2 separate regions of the Homo sapiens genome follow, and region 2 is linked to region 1. A link is a contact called in ENCODE Hi-C data. All regions are on one chromosome and are shown on one strand. The core of a region is the stretch at or near the end of the contact, and the rest is flanking DNA. Distances in the headings are between cores, read along the strand shown. Region 1 overlaps PALM2AKAP2 (PALM2 and AKAP2 fusion). Region 2 holds the start of LINC02977 (long intergenic non-protein coding RNA 2977).

Region 1 (3,372 bases), core at 248-2,747:
CTAGACTAAACTAGGATGGTGGCTGTGCAAAAGAAAAGGGAGAGATGGAGACTAATTTCAGAAGAGCCTTGATAGACTTAAGATATCAAGGAAGAGGTGGCAAAGTGTTAAATGTTTAGCAGAATAGCTCAACCCTGGAGCCAGGTACCCTGCATTTAGTACTGCTAATGTTCTAATACCAGTACTGCTGCTTATGAGCTTGTGTGACCTTGAGTGAATGACTTAATCTTTCTGTCCTGTTTCTTCCTCTATCACATAACAATGAATGACAAAGTAGTGCCTCTCTCACAAGGCTGTCATGAAGGTTAAAGGAGTCAATATTTGTAAAGATCTTACAATAGTATTCAGCACAGAATATATGCTTGCTATTTTTTATCTTTTAAATCTGGATGGTTGGTACGTTGGTGTCTGTTACGTTATTTTTTGGTGTTTGAATATTTTAAAGCATGACCTTAAAATAATGTACTTTCAAAACAGTCTTGCTAAGCAGTGCTTCTTAAAGCTTAACATGCATGTGAAATGTTTGGCAGTCTTGTGAAAATGCAGGTTCTGGTTCAGTAGGTCTCAGGCGGTACTCAATGGTCTGTGTTTGTAGCAAGCTCCCAGGTGGTCTGGTGCCGCGGGTCTGCCGGCCACTCCTTGAGTAGCAAAGTTGTTAAGGAACGGAGTTCCATCACGGTGTTTCTAGGATTGTTCTGGTTGTCTTTTGCCACATAACAAATCATCCAAACCTAGAAGCTAAAACGAAAATGATTTATGTTCTATGCTGTTGTTGTTATTATTATCTCTTGCAGTTCAGCTATGTAGTTCTTGGGATCTGTCACAAGCTGGTGGTTAGATGTAGCTGGGGCAAGAGTCAAGAGTCATCCTGAAGGCTTCCTCCCCCTCGTGTCCGGTGGTAGATGCTGGCTGGCTGTTGGGACCTCAGCTGGGGCTGTCAGCGAGAACATCTCCCCAGGGCATCTCCATGTGGCAAGGGGCTCTTCACAGCTCAGCAGCTGTATCTCAAGACAGAGAACCAGGCAGAAGATGTATTACCTTTTCTTGCCCAGCCTCCAAGTCTCACAGCATCGCTTCTGCCACCTTCTATGTATTAGAAGCAAGGCACTAAGGCCAGCCCATATGCAAGGGTAGCGCAGTGAGACTCCGTGTCTTTTTTTTTTTTTTTTGAGACAGAGTTTCATTCTGTTGCCCAGGCTAGAGTGCAGTGGCACGATCTTGGCTCACTGCAACCTCCACTTGCTGGGTTCAAGTGATTCTTGTGCCTCAGACTCCCGAGTAGCTGTGACTACAGGCAGGCGCCACCACACCCAGCTAATTTTTGTATTTTTAGTGGAGATGGGATTTCACCATATTGGCCACGCTGGTCTCAAACTCCTGAATTCAGGTGATCTGCCCGCCTTGGCCTCCCAAAGTGTTGGGGTTACAGGCGTGAGCCACCGCACTTGGCTGAGACTCCATGTCTTGAAGGGAGAAGTGTCAAAGAATTTTTAGACATGTCTCAAAACCACCACAATGGCCTGCTTAAGGAAGCTCTGGGAGGAACAGAAAGTGGTGGATGAGTCAACCAGGGAAAGTTGACTTTGTTGTGTTTAAATTTGTGGGTTTGGGGTACCATGAAGACCACTTGAAGTTATTCTCCAACAGGCAGGATGGTGTGTGAGTATCTGAGTATCTATCTCTCACACCAGATCATAAGCTTCTTGAAAGCAAGGACTTGGTCTTTTTCTCTGCAATAGTTCTGGTGTCTACCACAGTGCTTGGCACACAAAAGTGACCCAAACAATGTTTGTTTGATGAGGGAATGAATAAATGAATGAATGAATGAATGGTAAAGGATTTAGGACTGAGGCTGTGTGGTCTGAAGAAGAAAGGATACTGGAATTCTGGAAATCTCTCCCAGAACAGTCCTCTCTGGCACTTCTCCCAGGGAGAGGGACTCCTGCATTTGCTCAGAGGCCACCATGGCCCTGGGGGTCTGGCCTGCCTGCTTTGCAACTTGAGGCCCTCGCGTACCCCATAGGCTGTGGAAGGCCTGGATCTGCTGGGAAACCTCCTTCTTCCACTAAATGGAAACTGGAATTCCAGGAGAAAGCAAAAATCAACAAGAGCTATTTTGATTATAATGATATCTCATTTCTAAGCAGCTCTCTCTATTTCCTGTTTATAGCCCAAACTGAGAGCAGAAGCGACTAGATCTCTCAGTGAAAGGTTTTCTCCGAAGACGTCTAGCTATATCATCAACAGGAAACAGTACTCTCCCAAGACAAAAGTCCCTGTCTCTGGCCACTCTGTTGGGTTTCATTGCACCCTACAAAGGGAGGTGGGAAACCTGGGTTTCTGAAAGAGGCCCTGATTTTGTGTTAGCCTTCAGCATCTACCACTTGTACCCAGCTCCCAGTCCCCCAAATTTCTGGGGACTCCATGTGAAATCAATGCACAGGAATTGTGGGGGGAAGCCCTAAGGAGTCCAGCCGCGATTTTCAGCGCGATTTTCAGGGCAGCTACATTTCACTTCAAAACTCCCAGTAAGTCTGCCACTAAGACCCCTGGAAAGGCTGGCTATGTCAGCCCTCTGTCTTCATTAGAAGAATCTCAGGATTTCTTCCAGTGACAGAACATGATCCTCAGATTCCAGGGAGTGACCCCAGACCCAGTTCCTCTCCGGGCTATAAAACTGTGGAGTGTGACACAGACAGAGAGACTGTGGTAATTTAGAGACTAAGAAAAAAACTGACTAGAAAGCAACTGAACAGAACAGCTGCAGGAATGTAAAATGCAAGACCCTCTGATCTGACAGTCTTTTCCTGCACCTCTACAAATGTGCGTGCACACACACACACACACACACACACGACTCCCAGAAAGGACCCTCTGAAGACAGGACATTTCAGCTGACATCTGAAAGATGAGGAAGGCAGCCATGCCAAGAGTATTCCAGAAAGAAGGAACAGGGTTTGCAAAAGCTCAGCAGCTCCACAGCTGCTGGTCTGGGCCAAATAGGACAGACAGCCTGTGGCTCTCCCCACACCTTGTGCTTCCTCACTCAGCCACTGTGAGTCTCCTCTCGCCTGAAACAGTCTCCCGCTCTGTCCTAACCTTCCAGCATCTTTCTCATTCACTCTGTCTCCTGAATATCACCCACAAAGGGTAGCAGTATCAGTCTTGGTCCACACACTTATGCAAGAAGTGCCACTTTGTTTTCTTTAAATCAAGTGATATCAGACTCTGTACCCCAAGGCTGCTGGTCTGGCAGGCAGTTCAAACTCAGTCGTTCACGGGGCTCTCTCCCACCCAAGGTCATGCAAAGGTGACATGCTCATCTTGGGGAAGGCCCATCATCACTGGTTCTCACTGGATTTATCCTTGGGT
Region 2 (3,372 bases), core at 250-2,749, 2.1 Mb after region 1:
TCACAATTATACTACATTCCATGTGGACAACTGTATCTCTGGCAGTTAATTCTAGAGGTGGAAATTAGGGAAGGGGGTAGTATGGAAGCATACAGCATTTACAAAACTGGCAAAAAATAAAATAAGTCAAGGGGAGGCTCAGATTCTTTCTTTGGACAAAGGTGGGCTTTGAGGAAAGATCCTCACTCATCAGAGGCCGAGCCCTACACTAACCACAGTAATTTGTATTGATACCCAATTTAGTTCAGGAGCTATAAAAATGTATGTTTGCGGCCAGGCGTGGTGGTTCATGCCTGTAATACCAGCACTTTGGGAGGCCAAGGCGGGTGGATCACGAGGTCATGAGATCGAGACCATCCTGGCTAACACGGTGAAACCCCATCTCTACTAAAAATACAAAAAATTAGCTGGGCACGGTGGCGGATACCTGTAGTCCCAGCTACTCCAGAGGCTGAGGCAGGAGAATGGCGTGAACCCGGGAGGCGGAGCTTGCAGTGAGTCGAGATAGCGCCACTACACTCCCGCCTGGGAGAAAGAGTGAGACTCCGTCTCAAAAAAAAAAAAAAGTATGTTTGCATTATTGCACATAAAAATTAAAAATTGAGAGCTATTTGTATTCATCTATTGAGAGAAACGGTCTCTGGGGGTTAGGATGGGGACCTGTCCCCATTATAGACCCGTTCTGGTCTATAATTTACCTAAGACGAGAGCAGAAAGGGTTTTAAATGCTGATCCTAAGTTGTCGTCGGAGGGCAGTACCCCAGAGGACAGGGGAATCATTCCTAACACTGGCAGGGGCCAGAGGCTGACAGCTGGCATTGAACACCTGAATGTCAGGATATTACTCGCCTCTCTCTAATTCTTCCCAATAGAGCGGATACACTCTGGACTCCCTGGGGTGGAGCAGCTACATGGGCAGTTTGTACTTGTTCCTCTTGTCTCTTCATCTGCCCATAAGCCCAAGGCACTCAGAGTCTTCCCTCACTGACACCCAGCAAGCCGGTGAACACACCGGCCCACTGCATTGGGAAGCCCTTTCCTTTTGCTAAGGACTGCATTCGTCTATGCTGCATCTTGAGGCTGTGCAGTATCACCTCCCCTCCTCCATGGTTTTTCTTCTCTAGGCCTAGCAGGCAAGGGAGAAGGAGAGATGCCAGAAGCCTCTGTCTTTCCTTCCCCATTCGTTTCTTACTGAGTCTTGGAGTTAAATTGTTAGTTAGTGCCGGGCGTGTGGCTCACACCTGTAATCTCAGCACTTTGGGAGGCAAAGGTGGGCGAATCAACTGAGATCAGGAGTTTGAAACCACCCTGGCCAACATGGTGAAACTCCATCTCTACTAAACATACAAAAATTACCTGGGCGTGGTGGGGGGGCCCTGTGGTCCCAGCTACATGGGAGGCTGAGGCAGGAGAATCACTTGAACCCGGGAGGCAGAGGTTGCAGTGAGCTGAGATCACGCCACTTCCCTCCAGCCTGGGCAACAGAGTGGGAGTCCATCTCAAAAAAAAAAAAAAAAAAAAGAGGAAAGAATGCCAATTCATGATTTAAAAGTAAAATCAAATAGACTCCAGCTGTCAACTTAGCATATTCACAGTAGGTCCAGCACCGCTTATATCTAATGTTTCATAGTTCATAATGGAGTAACATTCATAGTTACTGAAGTTTAGATAAAAGAAGTGTCACCCTCTATGGCAACCCCTCCCCTGAAACACACATGGACTCTAGTCTAGCCATGGGCTCAATACTGTTTTAAGCATTGCTACTACACTACCACCAAATCTCAGTTTCTAACAGGGGGCAAAGAGCATTTTTAGAAGACGCTTAGTAACAGAAAAATTAACCAAGGGAAGAACAATCTTAATTACGGGATATTTTTACTGGAATGTAGACATTACTTTTGAATATATAGGACAATAGAAATTGCATCAAAGCAATGCTGCCTAACAGACACAGCAGGAAACTTATTGGCATGGCCAGGCTAGTATATTTTCTCATTAGTATATCAACTAATTATAGGAAAAGTACTGTTTCTAAAGTGCTTGAAACATTTGCCTACGTCACTGTTCTCTTTTTCAATGACCTCCTTCATAAAGTCAAACTCTAGCCCAAACTTAAGCCCATCTCACTGCATATTGTAAAGAATGGATTCTGAATGAATTAACAGAAATGCTTTTATATAGGAGGTTGCAGAGATTCTCTTGCAGTCAATGTCTAGAGGAGCTGACCCTCAGGCATCACTCAGAGGAAGTCCCAGCCAAGATTCACAGATCTGTATGTAGCCTTCGGTCAATATCACAGTGTACATCAGGAGTCTCAAGTTCATTGCACAGAACTGGTCCTGTAGCAGGGAAGACTCAGAATTCCTGAGTTTTCTCCTTATGGTGACTCCTCAGGGATAGCCACCATCTTAAATCCAGGAATGGGGCCCAGCTGGGAATGGAGAAAGTTGCAGGCCCACATGCTCCCTGGACGGAAGTCACACGGAGCCTCTGTGCGGGCACCTGAGAAGCTGCCAGAACACCTGCCCAGCAGCAGTGCATCCTCCCCACTCAGTGTCCATCTGCCATCTAGACATGGAGGAGGAAAAGAAAAGAGACAAATATGAACACACTTTGGTTTTCCCACTGTGCATCTCTATGCACAGCTCACACGCACACCCATGGGAGGAGGCGAGGGGGAGCAGCATGGAAGCTCAGCCACCCCTCTGTGTGTGGCCAGGGCAGCCATCACTGGTCCTGCTCTTTTCCTGGGAAGGCATCCCCCATGCTACCTGGAGGTACAGGGTTAGTCATGCCTTTCACCGCTGAGTGTGCTCTGCTGAGCCAAGGACAACCTCCACCCACACTCCCTTTGACTCCCCTCATCCCCAGCTGTTCTTCGTGACTCTGACCCATCCTCCCCTCCATTCCAGTCATTTCTCAAAAATGACACCCTCACATACCACACCGCTGAGAAGGAGAGGAATGTGAGAATGATCACAACAGCCAGGGAACCCAGTCCAACACCCGCCATCTGCAGCAGCATGAGTGACGAATCTGTGGGACAAAACCACAGGCTTAGCCCAGAGTGCACGGCATCACCACCTCCCAGGAGGCACACACCCCACTGTGCTCAATCCATTTTAACCCAGAGCTTGGCCCCATTTAACAAAGAATCCCAAGAATGCCCAACATGCCTGTGTGTCCCCTGAGTTGGCCCTGTGGATATGCAGCCTCAGGAAATTACAGTTACAAGGTATTTCTGAAAAGGAAGTGTAAAGCCAGACCATGTTAAAGTTACAAGGGAGAAAACAGCTAATCTTGTTGAGCACACAAATACTATGCAACGTGTTACATTTTTTGTTGGTCCTCTCACAATCAATTACATTTGAT

Evidence for each region. Hi-C counts contacts between places; a loop is a spot of excess contacts on that map. Pooled maps may share reads with other maps.
Region 2: a loop to region 1 is called in a map with no recorded cell type, with 8 times the contacts of the local background. The contact joins the promoter of LINC02977 here to the enhancer-like site in region 1. A Hi-C loop is called at or near these places in 6 of 37 single-sample maps with no recorded cell type and 6 of 50 pooled maps.

The regions. Positions count from the first base shown.
Region 1 is chr9:109,966,259-109,969,630 of GRCh38, forward strand. The region is part of intron 6 of PALM2AKAP2 (PALM2 and AKAP2 fusion); the gene reads left to right. Among named protein-coding and RNA genes, the nearest start is that of PALM2AKAP2, 190 kb to the left of the region's middle. RefSeq lists enhancers at 540-639, 1,320-1,369, 1,380-1,499, 1,890-1,959. Within about 2 kb of position 1,498, at least 9 of the 41 ENCODE cell types and tissues checked have a DNase peak (open chromatin) inside an H3K27ac peak, as active enhancers do.
Region 2 is chr9:112,038,925-112,042,296 of GRCh38, forward strand. LINC02977 (long intergenic non-protein coding RNA 2977) reads right to left here and starts at 1,500. Exons shown (of 3, transcript NR_186812.1): 1 at 1-1,500. SUSD1 (sushi domain containing 1) reads right to left here. Exons shown (of 17, transcript NM_022486.5): 16 at 2,943-3,036; 17 at 1,859-2,568. The coding sequence ends at 2,568. RefSeq lists enhancers at 2,108-2,747, 2,143-3,342, 2,748-3,372.